3 separate regions of the Mus musculus genome follow, and regions 1 and 3 are each linked to region 2. Evidence: chromatin loops called from intact Hi-C (ENCODE). Cell type or tissue: heart. All regions are shown on one strand.

Evidence for each region. Peaks named below come from ENCODE experiments on the same cell type or tissue, not always from the same donor. Only the 100,000 strongest peaks of a DNase experiment are listed, where the experiment ranks them.
Region 1: it touches region 2 in a loop (2.3-fold over the local background); 5 of 42 quality-filtered maps call a loop at or near these places.
Region 3: a loop joins it to region 2, with 4 times the contacts of the local background. A loop is called at or near these places in 3 of 42 quality-filtered maps.

The regions. Positions count from the first base shown.
Region 1 is chr16:13,212,223-13,220,222 of GRCm38, forward strand. No RefSeq gene overlaps it. Among named protein-coding and RNA genes, the nearest start is that of Mrtfb, 40 kb to the right of the region's middle. In heart, a CTCF peak has its summit at 4,604; DNase peaks (open chromatin) are centred at 4,079 and 4,489.
Region 2 is chr16:13,155,868-13,163,867 of GRCm38, forward strand. Gm32596 (a long non-coding RNA gene) reads right to left here and starts at 3,428. Exons shown (of 3, transcript XR_384684.2): 1 at 3,339-3,428; 2 at 3,139-3,230. In heart, CTCF peaks have their summits at 2,486 (motif pointing left), 4,450, 4,653 and 6,486 (motif pointing right); DNase peaks (open chromatin) are centred at 3,814 and 4,534; H3K4me3 peaks cover 1,173 bases; H3K27ac peaks cover 2,092 bases.
Region 3 is chr16:13,229,654-13,237,653 of GRCm38, forward strand. No RefSeq gene overlaps it. Among named protein-coding and RNA genes, the nearest start is that of Mrtfb, 23 kb to the right of the region's middle. In heart, no CTCF peak of the experiment used is centred here; DNase peaks (open chromatin) are centred at 3,438 and 3,998; H3K27ac peaks cover 829 bases.

The DNA.
Region 1 (8,000 bases), 56 kb after region 2:
CTCACCCTCAGTCCTAGTTAATAGTCCTTCCCCAGTGTATGAAATCCAGTCATCTATGGGACACAGGTAGGACACAAATGTACATGGGTGCAGAAGAATGTGTGAGAGACTGGAAGCCAACCTCAAGCATTGTATTTTTCTTCAATAGCCAGTCATATTGTTTTATGAGGCAGTGGGACTTGGTGCCCAAGGACAAGGCTAGACTTGCTGTCCAGATAGCCCAGTGATGTGCCTGTCTGAACTTCCTCAGCTCTGGGGTTACAAGCACAATACTGCAGCTGGCTTTCTACGTCAGCACTGAGGATGGAACTCAGGTCCTCAGGCTTGGAGTGCAAGCACCTCACCCAAAGAGCCATTTCCTCATGCCCACCATTGATGCCATTTCTTTATTTCTCATTTCAGTGTGTAAATAAATTCCGTGTGTGTGTCGCAAAATAGAGTCTGACAATTGCAGATTTTTGTTTCTGTCTTTGAGTTTTTAATGCTTCGATGGCTTTATGCATGTACATAGTGAGTTTAGTTCTTTTAATCCCTGTCAACCTCTCACATACCCCAAACCCTTTCCTCCCAACAAGTTTCTCTCCCACTGCCATGCCCTTTGGTTTTTATCTTCTGAATTTGATTAGTGCTGCTTGCATGAGACATGGGGTGCAGGTGGGTGTTCACTGGGACTTGGGAAATTGTCAGGGACGACATCCCTGAAGGAAATGACCGGCCTCCAGAAGCCATTAACTGCCTAGAGTCCAAAGGTCTCCTGACTAGCTCTGCTAAAGAACAGGGGATACAGACTAAATTGCTTATTGTAAATCCCGCCTCCACCCTTCCCAGTCACTGGAACTTAAACCGATCTGTACTTGTATTTCCCAACATATAAGAAGAGAATAAGTGTAGAGGCCATGGGATCCTCTGCTCCCAGATGAACACTAGGGAACCAAGAATGTTGAGCACACAAGCTTGTCTCTTCAACAGGAAGGATGTATTCCTGTTTCACACCAGGAAGCAGGCAATGAATGTTATTAGCCCCAGTGTCCGTGCTATCTGTAAGGCCTGGCTACATCTGAATCCCCAGACTTTCCCTGTCTAGACCTTTATCTTCAGTTTTGTTTCTTAGTCACTAGAACCAAGACCTAAGGGAGATGTCACATATACTTTGTAAAAGCTTGGCAACCTCTGGGACGACCTAGACGACCCCAGATTCTCCCCTCACCCTTAGGCTATAGAACGCATTCTTATGGAAGAGGCTCTGTGTACTTTGCAAGTTTTTTCATGTAGTCAGCCTTAAGCTTTATTGAGATCACTGTCACCAGAACTTTTCCCCCAATGTTTTACTGTTCTTTAATATGTCTGAAATAATCTGTCTGGTGACAGAATCTAGACGTTTGAACTAGCACCAGCTAACTAAGTTGTGTTGAACCAGATTTCCTTCTTGCCCGATACAGATCATTTTTCTGTTGGCTGTGGTGCTTGCAGGGACCCCCCACACACACACACACATACACACAAATAATGACACCCAACACTGTAGGCTTATGCAAAGCCTGGGCTGGTGTGGGTCTGAGACGAAGCAGCATATGGTAACACCGTTAGCCTCATAGGAGCTTCATACCCTTATTGGTTATGTTAGCTTCGTTGTTTATTCCCTTCAACCTTAGCAATTCTGTACCTAACATTGTCCCACCCTTCACTTGCAGATGAGCCTTGTGAGCTACGTATTACACCTTTTAGAAGCAAATGCTATTGATAATTTTGTTAACATTCTTACACTACTGTGACATAATACCTGATGCAAACAATTTAAAAAGTGAGCTGCGCATTAGTTCGTGGTTTCACGGGTTTCAGTGGACAGCTCTTGCTGTCTTGTTTCTGGGCCTGTGGTGAGACAGCACATACAGCGTGCAGAGTGTGTGACGTAGGTGCTTACCTCACGGAATAAAGAAGAAAGGTGTTGGGGGAACAGGATACAGGCTCCTACGAGCCTGCACAGGACTGGAGAGATAGCTGGAAATGTCAGGCAGCAATAGTGCTTGCCTGACAACCATGAGGACCAGAGTTCAATCCCCAAGAACCCACGTTCTCCAAAGCCAGGCATTCACTGGAGATGCAGCTCAGTGGTAGAGCCCTTGTCTAGCATACCTGGGGTCCTGGGTTCAGTTTCCAACACTGAAAGGGAAAAAAGCCTGGCACGGTGGTAAGCTGTTGTAATCCCAGTGTAGGGGAGGAGGAGACAGTTGGGTCCCAGTTCAGCAGCCACCAGTCTACCCACTTGGCAAACTCCAGGCCAGTAAGAGACCCTGTCTCAAGAAACAGGAAAGGTGAAAGACACTGGAGGAAGGGCACAAAGGTCATCCTCCAGCCTCTACACACATGTGCTCATGCACTCATGAACACACACACTCTCCGTGCATTCGTGGATTCACATACACATGGAGAACATGATGACTACTACTCATTCTAGTGCTGGATGGCCTGGCCTTCAGGGCATTTACATTGCTCACCGTTGGCTCTAGAGGATGTGTTGCTGTCCCTGCCCCTTCCACTGTCTCCAAAGCAAATCTGTTTTCTTCTCAGTCCATACTGTGGTAGCAATGACAGTTCCTGACAAAATCACAAAAGTGAACACATTTCTGTTCTTCCCTCTTCCAGAGGGCTTTGGTTCCTCCACTCTGTTCAGGCCTTTCCACTTCCCTTGCCTATCTAGAGCTTCCCGTATCTGTCTAGAAGTCTTAAATCTCCATAGTCTGTGGTCTGTGGTGGGAAACATCTCTATCCAGGCAGGATCGAGATATTCTAAGACAGACACTTGTGTCCCTCCCTCTGTCTATCAGACTACTGAAGCAACAGGCTCCAAAATGATAGACTCTCACACTGGGAGAAACAAAATGCTGGGCTCCCAGTGCCAGCTGTAAGGGGTACTTGTCTCTTAGACAGACATCTCAAAAAGAGATGTCACACTGTTCTAACAACCTGTCAAAGCCCCTGGAGCCTGCTCTGTCAATAGCAGCAGGGAGGACTGTACCTTGACCAATACTGCTGAGCTATGCAGAAATCTAGCCCTCTACTTCAACCTAATCTTCATTCAAGGACTCCAAAGACGGACTGGGGAATCCTCTGTCCCTCTCTCTGCCTGATGTGGCCACATTGAATAAGCCTTGCTAACACTTGTCTGTGTAGTTGGTCCTATTGAGGATGGTGGCTTGAGGGCAGAAGGCCCAGACTAGGACCCAGACAACCCCCAAACAACATACTGTTCTATGTTATTTTCTTTCACCTCAGATCACTTTTTAAACTTTCTATTTTGTTGGTTGGTGGTTTGAATGTGAATGACCCCCATAAGCTTGTATATTTAAATGCTTGGTCCCCAGTTGGTAGAACTGTTGGGAAAGATTAATGGGTATGATGCCACTGGCAGATACGTGTCACTGGGAGAGGGCTGGGAAATTTCAAAAAGCCATTCCAAACTCTCCTCTACCTCTCCCTCCCCCTCCCCCTCCCCCCTCCCCCTCCCCCACTTCCTCTCCTCTGCCCCCTCTTCCTCTCTTCCTCCTCCTTTCCCTCTCCCTCTCTCCCTCCCTCCCTCCCTCCCTCCCTTTCTCTCTCCCCCTCCTCCCCCATCTCCCTCATTGTCTTAACATGTAAGCTCTTAGCTACTGCTCCAGAACCATGCCTGTTTGCTGCCATGTTCCCTGCCATGATGTTCATGGTGTTTTGTCATGATATTAGAAAAGTAACTAAGACACAGTGTGTGTGAATGCATGTGCATGTGTGTGTGTATATGAGTGTGTGTACCACTATGCACATGTGGAGGTCAGAAGACAACTTGAGGAAGTCAATTCTCTCCTTCCACCACGTAGGTCCCAGGGATTAATCTCAGGTCTTGAGGCTTCGCAGTGATCCTCTTTACCCGCTACACCATCTCCCAGGCTCTCACTTCAGATTGTGTCTGAGTTTAGCATCAAGACCTTTAGAGAAAATGCTTCACTTTCAAGATGTGGCTCTAACAGTGGAAATATCAGTGGGTTTGGCAGGCCAGGGAAGGGGATATTTTTAGATCAAGCCCTGCCAAGCGTCTGTGGCCTTCAGACCCTGCCAGTCACCTGCCATGCTGAACAGCAACAAGGGATTTTTCATTTCCTATTTGCTGCCATAGCACATTACCACATGTTTAGCAGCATAAATCCACACACATCTATGATGTCATATTTTTGGAGGCCAGAAATCCAGGACAACAGAGTCACCTGTTTAGAGTCTCATGAGCCTGCACTCCTTTGGGGAAGCTCTAGAGATGGCCTGCATCTGAGGTCATTGGTTGCAGGCTGAGTTCCCTGAGTGATTGAGGCTGTAGGATTAGGACCGGCTGGCAGCTGAAGACCAGTCTCCTGGTCTCCTCCATTCTAACAGGCTGCTCCATTGCTTCCCATGTTCTCCCAGTAAACTCTGCAACAAGAGCTCAAGGACTGCCACTCACTCCAAGCCCTTCAACCTAACCTCTCTGGCTCCAGTCCCAGAACGTTCTCTGCTTTGGGGGCCTTGTTTTATTTTTGAGAGTGTCTAAAGTCCCATGTGTGCTAAATCACCACTCTAGCACTGACCTACACCCTAGCGGACATTCTCTGCTTTGCAGGAGCTCCTGGGAGTCTACTGTCCCAGAAGGGCAATCTCTTCAGGATCTATAACCTTAACCATACTGCAAACTGTTTGCCATGGACATACAACTTCTAGGTTCCAGAAATTAAAATATGTTCATATTTGGGGTACCTCTTCCTATGCCTACCACACCCAGGAAGGAGGCAAAATGTCAGAATAGATTTGCACTGCTGCTCTGTACTGTAACTGAGAGTGTGGCTGTTAACTGCCCGGGTCCCTATGTCTGTGTCCATTGATGAGGACTGGGAGATGGGACTTCAGAACCTTGTCACCACCCAGTCTTACACTTTCAGCTTATATAAACCTACATGTGGAAAAGGGAGACATCAGGTCAACAGACACGCATGTCACTGCTGCTGCTCTGTGCCACAGGGTACTTGGAGCACTTGAGTTCTCTCTCTGCCACCCTGGAGAACTCTCTACTAGCAGAAGGAAGTAGCTACAGCAGACCTGGTTAGTGGCATAGGCTCTGAAGCAAGTTCCTTGGGCTTCATTCCTAATCCCTCTATTTATTTGTGGCCCTGGGCAAATTATTACTCTGCATTTCAGATTCATCCATAAAATAAAGAATAAATAATAAAGGCTGGGGCAGACAATGTAGCTCAGTTGGTAGAGTGCTCGTCCATCACATGTCTAGCCCTGGCATCAGTCCCCAGCAAACCAGAAAGTGAGTGCTGTGTTCCATACCTATAATCTCAGAACTTGGAGGTATGAGCAGGAGGATGAGAAATTCAAGGCTATCCTCCATCCACAGCTGTATATCGCGTTTGAGGAAAGCCTATGTCTGATGAATGAATGGATGAATGAATGAATGAGTGATCAGATAAATAAATCAGTATATTAAAAACAAAGAAGAGTAACATCCACTCCATGGCTCTTACCCAGAGTAAGTGAGCTTCCATAAGCACAGTGTTTAGAAATCTGTCTGACAGCTGCTGCTCTGTGACCATCAACAGCTGCATTGTTTCTCCCCCAGGCCTTTGCAGACCTGCTTACACTAACAATCATGATTCTGAGTATCTGTGTTAGCAGGTGTATTTCCCTTCCATAATAGACAGAAGACCTCTAGAGCTCCCAGGGGGAAAGGAGTTGCTCACAACTCACCATGCATTACTTAAGTCACGAAGAACTTATTTCATGAGCTCATGGACTCACTGAGGATGAAGGGTGTCTCCTCAGGATGCTGTCCGTGCTCCCTACTTGTTCCTTCCTCAGAGGGCTGAGGGCTGACCGTATCAAGTGTTGCTGTGGGTGTGGAGAAGTGGAGATGCCCAGACCTGTAAATGGATATGTCCTGCCCGAGTGCAGTGTGGGCAGGAAGGAGCACATCCCCTGACCCAGCAGTCTCGCTTCTCAGAACATACTCTAGATGTGTGTGTCCAAGAAGTCAGGGAGAAGGAAGGATGGCCACGGCCATGTTCTCCATGAGCACAAAATGAAATGGCCTGAATCCCCACCGCATCAGAGACCAGTGATCCTCACGTGTGTTGCGAGAAGCAAACATGGAACCTGTGTCTGTTTTTAATTCCATATTTTTCATAATTTTATTTGTATTTTACAAGGTGTTAAAAAAATCTGTGCATGTGAGCCGACTCATGGAGGTGTGTATGTGAGTTGTGTATGCATGTAAGTTTACTTGCACAGATGGAAATGGAGGCCAGAGGTCGACATCAGGTCTCTTCTCTACCTTGTTTTTAGAGACAGGATCTCTCACCTGGCGCTTGCTGCCTAGCCTAGACTGGCAGGTCAGTCAGGGAGCCCCAGGGATGTACCTGTCTGGTCTCTCAGGCCTGGAGAAGCATGCTGCCACGCCTGGCTTTTTACACAGGTGCAGAGAACACAAACTTAAGCTCTTTTCCCATTAAGCCACCATCTCAGTAGCCCCTGCACTTTACAATTTTTTAAAAGAATATAAAATTTGCTATGTTTTGTAAGCCCTGTTTTGCATTCTGATGTGAGTACTGTTGCCATCCTTTTTATAGACGAGAAAGGTGGGCCACAGAGAAGTTAGGAACTTTTTCAGGGTCACCCAGTGGCTTTAGAATTTGAATCCAGTTATGTACATGGGATTAATCAGTTGTTCCTTTTCTGGAATGTTCATGAGATTGCAATATAAAAGATCATGTCTTAACGTGTAAAAATATAATTCAGAGAACTTGATCATCAATGCTGTAGGCTGGCCTGGAACAGTGCACAGCTCCTTTCCCTTGGCTGTCTATGCACCACAATCCAGCTTGATCTAAGGGAGTCTCAATAGGGAAACTTCCTTAATCAAGGTGGCCTGTGAGCGTGGCTGTGAGACATTGTTTTTTTGATTGCTGATTGGCAAGGGAGGGGGCAACCTACTGTGGGAAGTGCAACCCATGGGGCAGGTGGTCCTGGGCTGTATGAGAAAGTTGTTTGAGCAAGGCACGAGGAACCAGACAGGAAGCAGCCTTCCTCTGCGGCTTTCTGCTTCAGTTCTTGGGTTCCTCTCCTCACCTCCCTCAGAGATGGACTGTGACCGGAAAGTGTGAACCAAATAAACCTTTTTGGTTTTTTTCAGTTTTTTTTTTTTTTAAGTCAGTGTTTATCACAGCAGCATAAAGCAAACTCAGACAGAAGCCACAAAGAAATGAAGCCGACCTTCACGGTCACACCCTTCAGTCTCGGTCCCTTTGTGTTACAGGCCCAGCAGGTACCTTACATGAACTAAGACCACATACAGAACCAGGAAGGCCTTGAAAGCCTTCATGTAATGCTTGCCCCGGTCTGACTGCAAGTAGGTAAAAGCCCTAAGGTATGTCTTTAGGCTCCTTGCTCCTCCTTGTCAGGCTGGGCAGGTGCAAGAAGTTCAAGTGTCCTAGAGCAGAGACAGAGAGATCTGTAAGGCTGAGGAACAGAGCTGAGGATTCCCAGAAGAGCAATGAGAAACCTTGAAAATAAGAAACAATTCCTGGAACAGACAAGTGTCACTGGACACCGCAAGATACAGGATCGATACACAAAATTCAATTGTGTCAAAGTGATCTGCCTTTGCAATCAATAAGCAATTAAGTCCAAAAGGAAAATTATAATGTCATTTATAATCACTCAAGACCTTAAGGTGTAAACCTAATAAAGCTAATACAGCCAATAAAATGAAAACTATCAACACTGGTGAGACTCAGGGCACTAAGCAGAGATGAATACCATGTTCATGAAGCAAGACAACCCAGCCTCCTACAGACAGACAGACAACCCAGCCTCCTACAGACAGACAGACAACCCAGCCTCCCACAGACAGACAGACAACCCAGCCTCCTACAGACAGACAGACAACCCAACCTCCCACAGACAGACAGACAACCCAGCCTCCTACAGACAAAAATATAAAG
Region 2 (8,000 bases):
GCACTAGAGATAATCAGATATCAAGAGGTAAGTGTAAGAACATAAGAAACAGAAACCAAGATTGCTTGGCATCATCAGAACCCAGTTCTCTCACCATAGCAAGTCCTGTATACACCATCACACCAGAAAAGCAAGATTCGAATCTAAAATCACTTCTCATGATGGTGATAGAAGACTTGAAGAAGGACATAAATACAGGATAACACAGGTAAACAGGTAGAAGCTCTTAAAGAGGAAACACAAAAATTCCTTAAAGAATTACAGAAAACATAATCAAACAGGCAAAGGAAATGAACAAAACCATCCAAGATCTAAAAATGGAAATAGAAACAATAAAGAAATCACAAAGGGAGACAACCCTGGAGTTAGAAGACTTAGGAAAGAGATCAGGAGTCATAGATGCAAGCATCACCAACAGAATACAAGAGAGAGAAGAGAGAATCTCAGGTACAAAAGATACCATAGAAAACATTGACACAACAGTCAAAGAAAATGCAAAAAGCTCCTAACCCAAAACTTCCAGGAAATCCAGGACACAATGAGAAAGCCAAACCTAAGGATAATAGGCATAGAAGAGAGTGAAGATTCCCAACTTAAAGGGCCAGTAAATACCTTCAACAAAATTATAGAAGAAAACTTCCCTAACCTAAAGAAAGAGATGCCCATGAACATACAAAAAGCCTACAGAACTCCAAATAGATTTTACCAGAAAAGAAATTCCTCCAGTTACATAATAATCAAAACACCAAATGCACTAAACAAAGAAAGAATATTAAAAGCAGTAAGAGAAAAAGGTCAAGTAACATATAAAGGCAGACTTATCAGAATTACACCAGACTTCTCACCAGAGACTATGAAGGCTAGAAGATCATACATCTATGGGCAGATGTCATACAGACCCTAAGAGAACACAAATGCCAGCCCAGGCTGCTATACCCAGAAAAACTCAGTTACTGTAGACAGAGAAACCAAGATATTCCATGACAAAACCAAATTTACACAATATCTTTCCTAAAATTCATCCCTTAAAAGGATAATAGATGGCAAACACCAACACGAGGAGGGAAACTACACCCTAGAGAAAACATGAAAGTAATCTTTCAACAAACCCAAAAGAAGATAGCCACACAAACATAATTCCACCTCTAACAACAAAAATAACAGGAAGCAATAATCACTATTTCTTAATATCTCTTAACACTAATCGACTCAAGTCCCTAAAAAAGACATAGACTAACAGACTGGATACGTAAATAGGACTCAACATTTTGCTGCATGCAGGAAACCCACCTCAGTGATAAAGACAGACACTACCTCAGAGTAAATGGCTGAAAACAATTTTCCAAGCAAATGGTCCCAAGAAACAAGCTGGAGTAGCCATTCTAATATCGAATACAATCAACTTTCAACCTAAAGTTATCAAAAAGGACAAGGAAGGACACTTCATACTGGTTGTCTTAGTCAGGGTTTCTATTCCTGCACAAACATCATGACCAAGAAGCAAGTTGGGGAGGAAAGGGTTTATTTTGCCTCCAGAATCTGTCAGCGAGAGAGTAGCTCTTGATTAGTCAGGGACTGGCTCCCTGTGCAGCTTTATCTCTGGGCAGAGCTGCACGCAGCGGCTGCTGAGGAGAGAGCATGGGAAGTGTGACAGGGCAAGTCTGTTTCTGATGTGTCACAGTCCAGGTCATAAGCCTCACTCAGTCCTGCAGCAAAGAGAATTCAAAGGCAGAAAAGGCCACAGGAGAGATGAAAGGGCTCCAGAGATCAGAGGAGGAAGTTACACCCACACAGGGGCATCCACGGCATCCACGCGGGGCCAGCCAACCCAGAGCAACTGAGCTGGGAAATGGCTATGCTTTCTGGCTACCCTGCAAGAGTGGGAGGTGGGACAGAAGCCATGTCCAGAATCACTGTAACAGCCCCAGCAATGGGAAATGAGGGTCACAACTGAATTGAGGCTTCAGAAATGGAAAAAAAGGGACATAAACTGAAGAAGCATCACGCGCTGGGGAGGGAAGCTTGCTCTACAAGAGATGTCCTGAGTTCAAATCCCAAGTACCCACGTAAGAAGTCAGGCAATATACAGCACAGAGGTGAAGCTCAGTGACAGGTGCCACCTCAGGCATTGAGAGCACAGGAGAAGACACCTGATGATGTCCTGCTCTGTGACCTCACATGTGCATGTGCACGCACACGCGCACACGCAGTCTGTGCAGCAAAATGCCTAGGGAAAGACTAAATCTAAGTGATGTCCAGTTTTAAGCCTGGACTCAAGAGATGATAAGAATATCTAACAAAATTAAAGCAAGTCTGGAAAGGGTCTTTTTCCCCCCAGGGGAAAGATAGCTCTAAATTAATTATTTGATTGTAAGTCAGAGACAGGAGACAGTGTATTATGGAGATGTAGTAGATGCTGGCATTAAAGCAATGCTGAGGGCCTCTGAGGAACAATAGAACTTTAGAAAATGGCTCCATCTAGAGGAGGTGGAGAAACGGAACCAGCTAGCACCTGTGATGTACCTAGTCAGCAGGGAGTGCTGGTCAGCTTACACTGCAACCAGAGAAGGTCACTGTGGGTGACAGGTGTGGAGAATCCAGGGGGGACAGCCTGGGAGGCTGTGAAGCTGGAAAGGGTGAAGGCCAGGAAGAGTCAAGTCAGCTAGCATCAGAGAGAAGGTAGTCTCGCTAGCAGGTGACCAAGATGAATGAAGGCGGAGCAGAGCTGACTAAAGGAAAGAAGATGCTGGACCACTGAGATGGTTCAGTGGGTAAGGATGCTTTCAGGTAAGTCTGATGGCCTGAATTCAGTCACCATGCCCCACATGGTAGAAGGGAAGAAGTAGCTCCTACAAGTTGTTCTCTAAACCCCACATGTACACCATGGCTTGAACTCAATGATACAAGCACGCACAGACATGCACACACACACACACGCACACGCACACGCACGCACACACACGCACGCACGCACACGCACGCGCACGCACGCGCACACACACACACCACTGAATAAATGTGTTGAGAATGGGGTTGGGAAGAGGAAAAATAAAGATGGATTTTGCTTTTCTAGCTTGTCACACCTACAGAAAACCTGTCTGGGTTGCCATCATTTATGTTCTCGTGTTTACCCCTAACCTGGGAGGGAAGTGTCAAGCCCCAGGAAATCACAGCGAGCTCCTTTCTTCTTCCTGCTGCTTTGTAACAGCATTGCTGTTTGGCTCTGTGGTCTGTGGGTGTTGGAAGATAACAAAGGATCAGCCTAGAGCCCCTTTACATACGTAACCCAGCTTCAGAGGCTTATTATTATTACTTAAAACCTCCTTCCAAAAACTTACGAAATCAAAATGTGTGCTGGTTACTGTCACCTGGAGCTGAAAGTCGACATTCAGCAGCTTGGAGAGGATTGTTATTTTGGTGGTGCTGAGAGCACTGTAACTGGGGCAGCTGGGTTGCTATGGTGACTGGGTCTCAAAACAGAGCCCTGTGCTTCGACACATCCACACAGCAGATGAATCTCAGGTTGACATGGCCGTGACACTCATCCTAGTTGAAGCATCCACAAACTCCCATCAGGACCCGTGGAAGGGAAATTTGGGATCAGGGCCCCCAAAGCACTGGTTAAGAAGTTGCAGCTTGGGCTTTTTTAAGCTGGGTCTTCTCAGTCCTCACGGTCCTGAAAACCTCTGGCTCACAGCCTAAAGCTCTCCCTTAGGGGAGGCTGATAGCTTGGGGAAGGTTCATCCCGGAAGCGAGTATGATTAATTGCTCCAGTGCTGACAGAGGCTGAAAACTTGAGACTCAGACCACATTCTTGTCACTAATAGATGAGATGAGGGTGGGGCAAATGAGTGTGGGACTGTACTGAGGATCCAGCTGCTGCTCTGTGGCTTCCTGCCTGGAGCAGCACCCAATAGGTCACTGCACACCCACGGTTATCGCAACACTATTAGCAAGAGCCAGGGTCTGCCATCAGCCCCATTAGTGTATTGTGACAAGAAGACTTGGGTCAGTTCAGAGAGATGGGTGGAACTGTAGACAGTCAAGGGGTTTTTTTTTTTGTGGGGGGGGGGGATTTTTTTTTTTTTAAAGAAGCCGGCCTGAGACAAATATTACTTTTTGTCTCATTGAGGAATCTGGACTTCTTTTTTTAAAAAAGAATTAATTAAACTATAAATATATGTGGCATGGCAGTAGATGAGGAAGAAGACCTGCGGCAGGGAAAAGGAGAGACAGACACAAGAAGGCAATTGAGAGTGACTGTGAGCAAAGGATTATGATATGTATGAAAACGACGTGATGAAACCCAGCATTTTCACTGACTAAAACAAAGCGAACAGAAATGTGCAGGTACTTTTGCGGCGAGGGTGGGCGGGAACCGACACTGCCTTTGGGGTGTGCTCCAAGCAAACCTCCGCGCCCACGCTGTCCTTCCGGGTCTCGACAGTAGGGGTCCCCGTTGAGTCGCGCGTCTTACACTACGCTGTGGTACTGGACTAAGGACGGAGACGCTTTGAATAGGGAGTATCTGCCTCTGCTGGTTCTTGCCTAAGCATGACATGGGAAAGCAGGGAAGGCGGGGTGGGGGTGGGGAAGATTCCTGACTTGCAGCATGACTCATGAACAAACGGAGAGAATAGTCGCTGCTTCTCATCGGAGCCCCAGCACGCCCCGGGACAAGCCTGAGTCAGACCAGAAGTCCGGAGTCTGGTCGGTCAGAGAGCATTTTCCCCCTTGAGGGAGAAATATATTTAGGGGAAGTGGTATGAATTTCTTAAGATTGCCGGAAACCCCACGTTAAACCCTAGGCTTCTAGAAGTCGAATCCGTCAAAACCAAGAAGCTTCCCGATTGAAGATAAAAATTGGCCACCTCCGCAAAGACACCAAGAATAGGTAAAAATAGATAGATAAATAAATAAATAAATAAATAAATAAATAAAAATTAAAAAATAAAAAGGTTTGTGACCTTAGTGGCAGCGGTTCTACGACACACGCACCCAAAACCAGCAGCCGTGCCTACCTGTGTGCACCTTACAGCATAGAAACCCGACCAGTGATTTTTGTTCCAATTGTACTGGTTTTGTTTTTGAGACAACCCAAGCTAGTGTCAAAGGCAAAATCTCCCTACAGCAGCCTCCTGAGTGCTAAGATAAAAGTGAACTGCCACACTAAACTTTAATGTTCGTTTGTTTGTTTGTTTGTTTTTAAAGAAGAAATATAGTTAGCCAAGCCTGATGACACAGACCTGCAATTCCAGCCACTAAGGAAAAATGAAAAGTAACTGGGCTGTAAAGTAAGTTTAGGGCCAACCTGGGCAACTTGGTGAGACTATCCCGAAAGGAAAGGTAAAGAGGGTTGTGAATATGTAACTTAGGAAGTGCTTTCTTGGCATGCCATGACCCAGTGGTTCAGATAGACGACAGACAGGCAGACAGACACTTTAGTGGAGGAAAAAAAAACCAGCTGTCCAACACTATATTCGTTGTGATCTCCTGGGGGCTCCTTACTTGTCCATGTCTAAGGATTTGTTACTTATATTTAGTGAAGACACATAAAAAGACCAGTGTAAAGGGACCACACCACAGAGGGCTGAGTGTCACACCTTGCCCTCCAGAGTGTCTGCCACTGCAAGCGCCACTCACTTCTACTACTCAGCGGCCTGTTCACAGGCCTGGAGGGAGTGGAAGCCAGGGGATCAGGTGAGCAAGGATTGGCAATGGCTCAGGAGAAGACGTGGGTAGAAACCTTAGGTAGCAATGGAAAACCGAGGCACCTTGAGTTGTACCCCGCCCCCTCCCCACCCCAGGCAGCCACAGGACAGAGAAGCCCATTCTTGAGCCAGTGAAAGCAAGTTGAGTCAAGTCTACAGCCTGAGTGCACTTGAGGGCTGCTGTCACCTGTGCTTGCAAAACACACGCATGAAATTACTAAACACTTGGAGGTGTGTACACCAGCAAGCTGATTAAATTAGGGGGAAATGAGCACATGTACACTTAAAATGGAAAAAAAAAGGCATCTAGTCAGGTGGAGTTAATCAAAAGTATACAGCCTCAGAGGCAGGGTGGCCCAGATTTATTTTTCATGTAAATATCTTTGATTGGAAAAATATGAGCATGTTTCTACACATGGCCTTGCTTATGAGCTTCTAAAAACTATGTAGGGCTTTTCTGACTTCTAAAACACCCTCAATAGATAGTAAAGAGACTTTTCCCTTTTTTCTAAATAGATATTTTCTTGGGGACACCTGCTCTGCTGGCTAACCTGAGACGGGGCTTTCCTGCTTTCATTTGACGGCTCACCTTACCCCAAAGGCTTGATTATTTCCTTCATCTCCCCATCTTTTCCTCCCCCTCTCCCAATTCTCATGCAGCCCCTATCTGTTCCTATGGCTGTCTTTTAACATATATGCACATTTAGAAAAAAGACTCAATTTATTTTTAATCATGCATATGTGTATCTATGTGGGGATATGTGAGTATAGGTGCCTAGGAGGCCAGAAGAGGGAGTCAGAGCCCTGAAGGTGAAGTTACAGGAGGTTGTGAGTGCCAAGATATGGATGCTGGGAACCCAAACTCCTTAGCAAGAACAGTGCATGCTTTTAACTTCAGAGACATCTTTAGCCCGATGTAAGTGGCTTGTCTTCAAATCTCTGTCACTGTTGCTCTGTGTGTGTGTGTGTGTGTGTGTGTGTGTGTGTGTGTGTGTGTGTGTGTGGTTTTGTGTATAGTTTTATGTATGTGTCTGTGTCCAGATTTTATACAAACTTTGAAAGTGTGCCCTTGACATAGGAATTAACCTCTCACACAGTGGCTAGCTACATCCTTCATCCCCCAAAACAGCCCCAAATTCGAATTACTCATTGGATTGACATGTGTCATAAAGCATTTCACATTTTTCAGATCTGTTTTTGCAAGTGTTTAGTGTGTGTGTGTGTTTACACCTGTCAGTGGATGCCAGAAGTCAACTTCAAATGTCATTGCTTAGATATTGCTCACCAATTAGGCCTCATTTTACATTTAATTCCTTGTAGGAATAAAAGAGCAAAGATGTGTGTCCTGACTGGTGGGAGAGTAAAGGAGCTGTCCAGGTCTCAGATATCCACTGGTTTCTCTTGTGGGTAGTAGAGAGGGGTTTTAAGATGGAAGGGAATTTTTGTAAAAGAAAAGAAGATTCCCAGGTGTGCTCTTGAAATGTACTCCTCAGAGTTCTGGAAATCATCGTTATGATTTTGTTGGTAGGGGGCTCCAAACTGTCTTTTCTTTTTTAATTTTATTTTTTATGTTTTATTGGTGATTTTCTTTATTTACATTTCAAATGTTTTCTCTTTTCCAGGTTTCCCCTTCAGAAACCCCCTAACCCATCCTCCATCCCCCTGCCTCTATGAGGGTGCTCCCTTGTCCACCCACTCCTATCTTCCTGCTCTGGCATTCCCCTACAATGGAGCATCGCACACCCTCCCAATGATGTCCAACAAGGCCATCCTCTGCCACATATGTGGCCGGAGCCATGGGTCCCTCCATGTGTACTCTTTGGTTGGTGGTCCAGTTCCCGAGACCTCAAGGGAGTCTGGCCAGTTGACAGTGTTGCTCCCTCCGTGGGGCTGTAAACCCCCTCAGCTCCTTCAGTCCCTTCTCCAACTCTTCCATCAGGGACCCCCAGCTCAGTCCAATGGTTGGCTGCAAGCATCTGCCTCTGTATTTGTCAGGCTCTGGCAGAGCCTCTCAGAAGACAGCCATATCAGGCTACTGTCAGCACGCACTTCCCAGCATCCAAATACCATCCAGGTTTGGTGACTGTAGATGGGATGAATTCCCAGGTGGGATAGTCTCTGGATGGCTTTTCTTCACTTTCTCTCCATATTTCCTCCTGTGAGTATTTTGTTTCCCCTTCTAAGAAGCACTGAAGCATCCACACTTTGGTCTTCCTTCTTCTTAGGCTTCATATAGTCTGTGAATTGAGTCTTGGGTATTCTGAACTTTTGGGCTAATATTCACTTATC
Region 3 (8,000 bases), 74 kb after region 2:
ACAAATAATATAAAATATCTTGGTGTGACTCTAACCAAGTAAGTGAGAGATCTGTATGACAAGAACTTCAAGTCCCTGAAGAAAGAAATTGAAGAAGACCTCAGAAGATGGGAAGATCTCACAATTTGATTTTTGTAACCACAGGTTCTGAAACAGACCCTGAGTGATAAAGGTGCGATCCATCATGATCCCTTTCTACCTACACCTGAGTCCAGCCTGGAAAATGCCCCCTCCTCTACCAGGTATTGGTTGATCCCTGGAGAGCTTATATCATGCTTTGGTCATTTTATTACTGCTTCTTTGCACAAGTTCCCAAACATAATTCTCAGTGAAGTGGTCTTCTGAAGTTCTTCAGGGAGGTGTGATCACGGAGTGTGTTGGCAGGTGTCAGGCTTGATATGAGATGTCCCTCCCCTGCTGCTCATGTCTCCAGAGCTTGTTCCCTATATGGTGGCACTGTGTTGGGGACTATGGAGCTTTTAGGGGATGAACAAGCTGGAGGAAGTGGGTCACTAGGAACAGGCCTTTGAAGGTTCTGTCTGACCTGATTGCTCTCTGGGCTCTCCATTTCCTGGTGCACCATGATATAAAGAGCTCCTGCCACACACCCCTGCCACAGGTTGTACTAGTCCACATTGCCTTTCCTTCTATAAAAATGTGAGCCCCCCAAAATATTCCCTCCCTTTAGTTGTCTCTGCAGGTAGATCGGTCACTCACACACTGATCAAGGAAGCCAACTGTTGACACAAGGGTGGGTTTCCCCTCTCTGGAGCACAAGCTCTTCTCTCCTTCCCATAGAACAACACAAAGCAAGGACCCATCACAAGAAGTGGGCCTGTGGAACTGTATGCCAAACAAATTGCTGTGTTTGATAAATTCTCTGGCCTCTAGCATTCTATTATACAGTGTGAAACTGATCAGCACCACTCCCACCATCTGACACTTTGGGCAAGACCCACACCTACAATACTATGTAGAGTTTAGCAGCAACTGCCCCTCCATTTATCCAAGAAGTTAATTATCTTGCCTTTTTTTTTTTCCTGGAAACTCCAGAAAGTGGGCTAAAATGTAAAGTGCCCTAACATTTTAAAGTTTGCAAAAAAAAAAAGGGGATTTTCAAAGCAACAATAACTAAAAGCTATTACAGCCAAATAGAGCCCATATGTCGAAGAGGTGTGCCCACTGGGCTTGGGTCTGTCTCAGCTGTGCCACTGAAGTCTATGGTAAGATATTGGAATGCCCATCTAGTTTTCAGAAGGGGACAATTCCCACATTGTGCCATTGTGTTCAATGGAGTGGTGGCTGTACTGGGACTCGTGTACAAAGAGAAGCCAGGTATGGTGATGTGCACTTAAAATCCAAGTGCTAGGAAGGCAAAGACAGGGGGATCCCTGTGACTCTCTGGCCAGCTACTGTGGCCTAAGTAGGTGAGTTCCAGGCCAATGAGAGACCCTGTCTCAAAACACCGTGAGTAGCTCCCAAGGAACAGTGCCTGATGCTGCTCTCAGGGCCCACACACATACATAGGAATGCAACATACAGAGCATCTCAAGAAGCCATCCCCACCCCAGAGAGACAACCTTAGTCACCATATCCATGTGAATTGACCTTTGGAGATCTTCCTTCAGTGTCTTTACAACACATAAAACCTGATAGATTCCAAGTGATCGGTCTGCCTTGTTCTATCGCTGTCTGCCAATGAAATTCTTGTAAATTCCTGTTGGAATTTCTTGAACATATCCTAGGACAAATAATGAAAAGAACGTTCTGAGTTGTAGCATATATGTATTCTCTTTCGATAGACAGGTCCAATTGCCCTTTGAAATAGTGATTTCCATTCCCGTTCTCTGTAAGACAGTCTCTCTACAGCATCACTAGTCACTGGTGCTGTACATTGCTACATATTTTAATTTTCACACATCCTTTGTTTTTGTTGTTGTTTGCTTTGAAGTCCTTTTGCTTTTGTATTTTTTTATTGTTTGGAGAGGGTCTGAGGGTCTTGCTGTGTAGCCAGGCCTTGTTTCAAACTCGCATTCTTCTTACCTCAAATTCCTGAATTATAGAATTACAGGTATGCACCATGACAACTGGCTCATTTTTTGACAATCTGATAGGTAGAGAAATGGTATTTCATTCTTTTTTTTTTTTCAGTCAGAGTCTCTGTCCATTTACTCAATAGATAGCAGAAATGACCTTGAAATTCTGGTTCTCCATTACCTGAATGTTAAGATTACAGATATGTGCCACCACACCAAGTTTATACAATGTTGGAGACAGAACACGACACTTAGTGTACAATCAAACCACCCAACTAAACCACACAGCCAGCCATTAATTATGTTTAAGTACGTTTGAAAAAGAACACAAATCTCCCTAAGCCCCCATAGCCACAATGCTTTCTGCTGTGTGAGCCCAGCTTTAGAAACCTCACGTAAGCACTAGCGTGCAATCTATATTTGCATTTTGCACCTGCAGTGTCCTCAGACTCCATGCAGGCTGTAGGATGGAACAGGAGTTCTTCTCTGGAGGCACCTGCTGCACTTCCGTGTATCTACAGACGGGCATTGTGTAGCCTACTGTAAACAATGGTTCCATGAACACAGGTGCACAAACTTCTTTCAATTGTTTTGTATACGTATATCCAGAAGGGGGTTGCTGGCTTCCGCAGTAATTCTATTTTTAATTTCTTGACAACATCCAATACTGTTTTCTACAGCACTGCGTTTGTTTACATTCTCATCAACAATGGGACAGGACTTCTAGTGTCCAGTCTAGGATGTGGCTTAGTTAGTAGCAAGCCTGCCTAACGTGCACGAGGCACTGGATTTGAACCCCAGAACCGCACAAATAAAGTGTGGTGGTGGCTCACACCTACAATCCCTGCACTCCTGAGGTAGAGGCAGGAGGATCAGAAGTTCAGAGCCAGCCTGGGACACATGAAACCCTATCTTGGAGAGTTGCAGGTTTTTTTTTTTTTTTCATGTACTTAATGATACTTCCCCCCCCCCCCCCCGGCACCCCGTCATTGTTTTTGACAATGGCCAACCAATATCTGTATTTTATACTTCCCTAAGTTCCAGGGAAGTTGGCCATCTATACACTGCCCCACTTAGATGAAGAAACTTGCAGCTCTGGAAAGTTAGAATCTTCATGTGAAAGCCCAGGGTGAGACAGTGGCAGAGCCAAGGAGAGGTGGTGTGGTAATGGTACCCTTCCCAACATGTCGCCCTGCCTTTGGGCTTTCCGTGCTTCTCTATGAAGAGAAAGGAGGGAAGAGAGACTGGGTCTGCTTCTGAAAGCTGCTGCACACACTCCAGACGAGTGGGGGATGTGCACAGTCCTGTTGTTCCTGGACTCCGAGGCCAAGTGGCTCTGTCTTCACCTAGAAGGAAGCAAATACCCCGGACGGGAAATGTGTGCCCAGAAGATTATAGCTCCATTGTGTGTGGCTGGACGCCTTCCACTGGCTTTGTTTATGGGACAGATTGTTTTTGCTAAGTTGTTTGCTCCGGTAAGCCTCCAAGTTCTTGAGGCCCCTGGCCATGGAGAGGGTCAAATTTACAGGCAGCACAAGACTCAGTCAGGAAAGGTCTACAAAGGAGTCAGATCCCATGAGAGGCCCCCAGGGCTCCTTGAACAAAGCAAAAGCTGCTTTTACTTTATTTTCTAAATTGATGTGCCACAGGTGTTGGCCTTCCTTCCCTCTTGGCTGTGGGAACTGATGTTCCTATGGTATCGTCCACACAAGGGCCACTCACTCCACACACTCCTCTATGTGCTACAGAGATGGTGAGGCATTTTCCTTGGTTTTCCGAATCCTCCCCTCCAGAAGTCCCATGGGCTCAGTAGCACAAGCTTTACTACACCATTTGTTCCAAATCAAGGAGCAGATGAAGCCTGTGGAGTGTAAGGTGAACACGCCCCACTCGGAGGCCAGAAGCGGTGTCTCTCCTCGGGTGGTCCTGGCGCTGTGTTCCTCTGACAGGGAACACATTGTGTCTGGCTTTCAGAGCAAATGCCAGCTGCTAACAAGCAGTCCATCATTGTTCTATTGTCCCACCCACCGAGCCACCCAGACCATCCCAACTTCCAGCATTTCCCATTCTTCCAAAACCTCAAGAATCTAGGTCAGTCAGTCTAGAAAAGAAAGATGTGAAAATAAGGCAGAAGGACTGAGCATCTCACCTTGGCTACACATGGACAGAGGCCACCCTGGGCACCTGAGATGGTCAGTGCCCTGCTGGTGACCTTGAAGCATTCAAGAAGTGGTTCCTAGGACTGAGGTTGTCTCTCAGTGGCAAAGCATGTCCTTCGGATGCACAAGGTCATGAGTTCAATCTCAGCACAACAACAAAAACAATGTAAGTCCCTCCAACTTCCTGAATGCCACCTTTGCCCAGACCTTCTGTTTCAGACAATCTTCCCAGTGTAAACCATGCTGAAGTGATTATAGTTTATTGATTACAATGCAGACACTTAGACCCAACTGTGAGCATCAGGAAAGGCTTTCTAGAGGAGGAGACATCTAAATTGAGATTGAAAAAACAATGTTTCCTTCTGCTATTTAGGCAATCTCACCAAGAGCATTCGGAGCCTTGAGAGACGCCATTTGTTGTCCATGACTGCTGACTAGGTCCTTATCTATTCATTTATTTATTCACTCATTCAATCAACCTACAAAGTGTCAGGGTCCATCTAGTAACAAGATAAACCTAGGTCCCAGGTGGCTTCAGGTATTTCCCATGACAGTGTTCGTGGGAAGACAGCAGAGATGGAGACATGTTCTGAGGCCCTGTGCCTAGCAATTGGCCTTCTGCATTGGCTTCCTCATGCCAGAGTCCTAATGAGACTCTGATGCTCATCTGCCTTCATAAAGCTATGAGATGAATTTTGTTCTCGTGTTAAAGGAAGGACGCTGAAGTGCATGGACTGTGTTTGTCAGAATTTGGAACACTGTAAACAAACCCCTGAGAGATTTATTTTGACTGGAAGTTTCAGTCAATGGTGTTTGGTTCTACCGAATGTCATGGAAGGAGGAATGGGGTGTCTCCTTGTGGCAGGAGGCAAAACAGGGAAGAATATAGCCTTGGGCAAGATTGAGTCCCCAAAGACACACCCCTAGTGACTGCCTGCTTCTTATCTAGCTAGACACCTGCCTTCTAATATTTCCAGAACTTCACAAACTAGGACCAGCATCTAGGAACTAAGCAAGACAATGGTGTGCATACCATATTCAAGCTATAATGGGGATGGCCTATAGTCTTCATGAAACTTTCCTTTGTGCTTATCTGCAAACTCAGAAATAGGAAGCCACCATGGGTCAAAGGATGAGCACTCTCTCCCACTTTGCAGCTGAGGTATGTGAAACAAAGTGGTGCCCCAAACCTCTCTGCTGGCAGGTCCAGGAGAGAGGAGAAAACTGGGTCCAGTCTCTCTGGGGCTGAGTGGGATGGTGAGTGTCATGGCCCAAAACAAACACACCCAGGCCAGGAGTCTGTCAGAGCAGGAATTCATTTTATTTTATCAGTCTTTTGTTTATATAGGGTTGAGGAAGGAGGTGGGGATTTTTGGTGAGGTGAGATGACATAGGGGTTGGGGAAGAGTGACAGAGGGTATGGGATGACTGACAGAGCCAATAAAGTTATTCTACATCAGTGGTAGCTAGGCAAAGGCAGGCTTAAGCAGAAAGTGCTGAATCTCTCCAATATGGAAGTGAGCAAGACAGGTCTCTAAACTCAAGCAAAGACTCAGACTTCCTCACTAGGCCTCAGTATCTGGTGGAATGAGGCCCAACACTTTGATACCACACCACCCCTTCTCAGGCTCTACCCATCACTGACCATTAGCCAAAAGGTATTGGAACTTCACCTCCATCATCTCAGAATTCCATCCACCTCCTCTGTCTCACAACACCATGGGAGGATGGATAAGTATGGAAAGGAGTTTGCTGTGTCATGATATTGCTCTGTTGGGCCCCATGGCTGGGCCTTTTTTGTCCATGGTCAGGTCACTTTCCCAGAAGACTACGGTTGTTGATCCTGTAATTTTGGGAGTCCTGGGTAGTAAGCATTCAGTTCCAACCACCAAAAGCAGCTCCCCGCTGACCAACCTGTGACCAACCCTGCTTGTTCTCTGAGAACAATCCTTTTTGCTTCTGGTCATCTCTCCTGACTCAGAGCTACCCTCATACCCTCCTACAATGACTCCCACTAGTCTTACTTCCTCTTGTCTCTATCCCTCCACAGGATACATAGAACCTTCCAGAAACTTCTAGATGGATGATCTAAGAATCCCCCACACCTAAATGTGTTGTTTACCAGTTTATTTGAGTTTTATGTCCTTCCAGAATCTCACATGGGCAATGATGTAAAATCTTCTCAGCTGTTGGATTTCCACACTCCACTAACAATCCTGCCCCAACAAGTTCACTCCGAGTGATTGCTTCCAGCCTCTCCCTCCTTCTTCTACATGCTGAGTTCCACTGTGCAGTGAAGCCCTAGCCTTAAGAGTGGAGAGAGAGGTGGGCTAGGGAGATGGCTCGGTCAGTACTTGCCTTGCTTGCATGAGGACTTGAGTTTGATCCAAGAACCAAAGGCAGTGGTGCATACTTATAATCTCAATGATGAGGAGGCAGAGACAGGTGGCAGCTAGCCTTGCCAATCAGTGAGTTCCAGGTCAGAGAGCAAGTGACTCCAGGAAAGGAGGCAGCTAATAAGAGAACATGTGGCTGTGGTGGTCGGCATCTGAAAACCTAGCCTGCTACCCTAGCATGCGGCAGGGTCAAGGGAATGGAGAGAGAATTTGCAAATAGAAAAGACCAGAGGGGTCAGAAGAGGATGAGTTCTGAAATCACTCAACACCTCCCAGCTGGAAGCTGTATGACCTTTGGCAACTCAAACTGTCTGAACCTCAGTGTAGCCAGCTGCATATTGGGGATAACATTAATCTTTATCTCATGGGCCTATGGGAAATAAATGAAAACATGCCACTAGATCACTAACACCTGCATCTAGATGCTAATAACATCTGAGTGCCAGCATTATGTGGGCAGTTATGCTTCTTGGCACTCGACTAAATAAAAATGAGTATTTATTTATTTATTTATTTAGGACATGTGTGTGCATTGGTGCATGTTTGGTGGTCAGAAGACAATGTTCAGAGGTGGCTCTCTCCTTTCACTGTGGAATCTGGGGATCAAATTTGGGTCATCAGGTATCATTTGGCAGCAGATACCTTTCTCAGTGAGCTATCTCACTAGTCCAAATGTGAATGAGTGCTACCAAGTAGGTACCCAGCCCTTGATCTTAACCACAGCTGAAGTGACATCAGCATTGTGCCAGCTACTGAGTATGTTTTGGAGAACTGCAGATATTAACCCAACGGGGCCTGAAAGCTTGCGCTGCTGCTGACTTGGTTGCAGATTATGGAGGGAAGACTAGAAGTCTTCAGCATCACCAAAGTGTAGTGGGTTCTTGTCTTGTTTGCTTTAAGACAAGTTCTCATGTTATCTTAGGCTGACCTCAAACTTGCTATGTACCTGTTTTAGTTAGGGTTTCATTACTGTGAAGAGAGACCATAGCAACTCTTATAATGGAAAATACTTCACTGGGGCTGGCTTACAGTTTCAGAGATTTAGTTCATTATTATCATCATGGTGGGAAGCATGGTAGCATGCAGGCAAACATGGTGCTAAAGAAGGAGCCGAGAAGTATACATCACAATCCAGAGGCAGCAGGAAGAGAGATATAGACACTGAGCCTGGCTTGAGCTTCTGAAACCTCAAAGCCCCTCCCCTCCATGACACATTTCCTCTAACGAGGTCACACCTCTTAATAGTGCCACTATCTAAAGCCTATGGGGGCCATTTTCATTCAGAGTGCCAAACTTACCCAAAGTGTTCCTCCTACCTTCACTTCTGGTGTTGAGACAGGCATCTGTCACCACACTTGGTTTCTGTACCACAGGGTGTCTAACTCAGAACTTTGTGTGTGAAGTGAGCA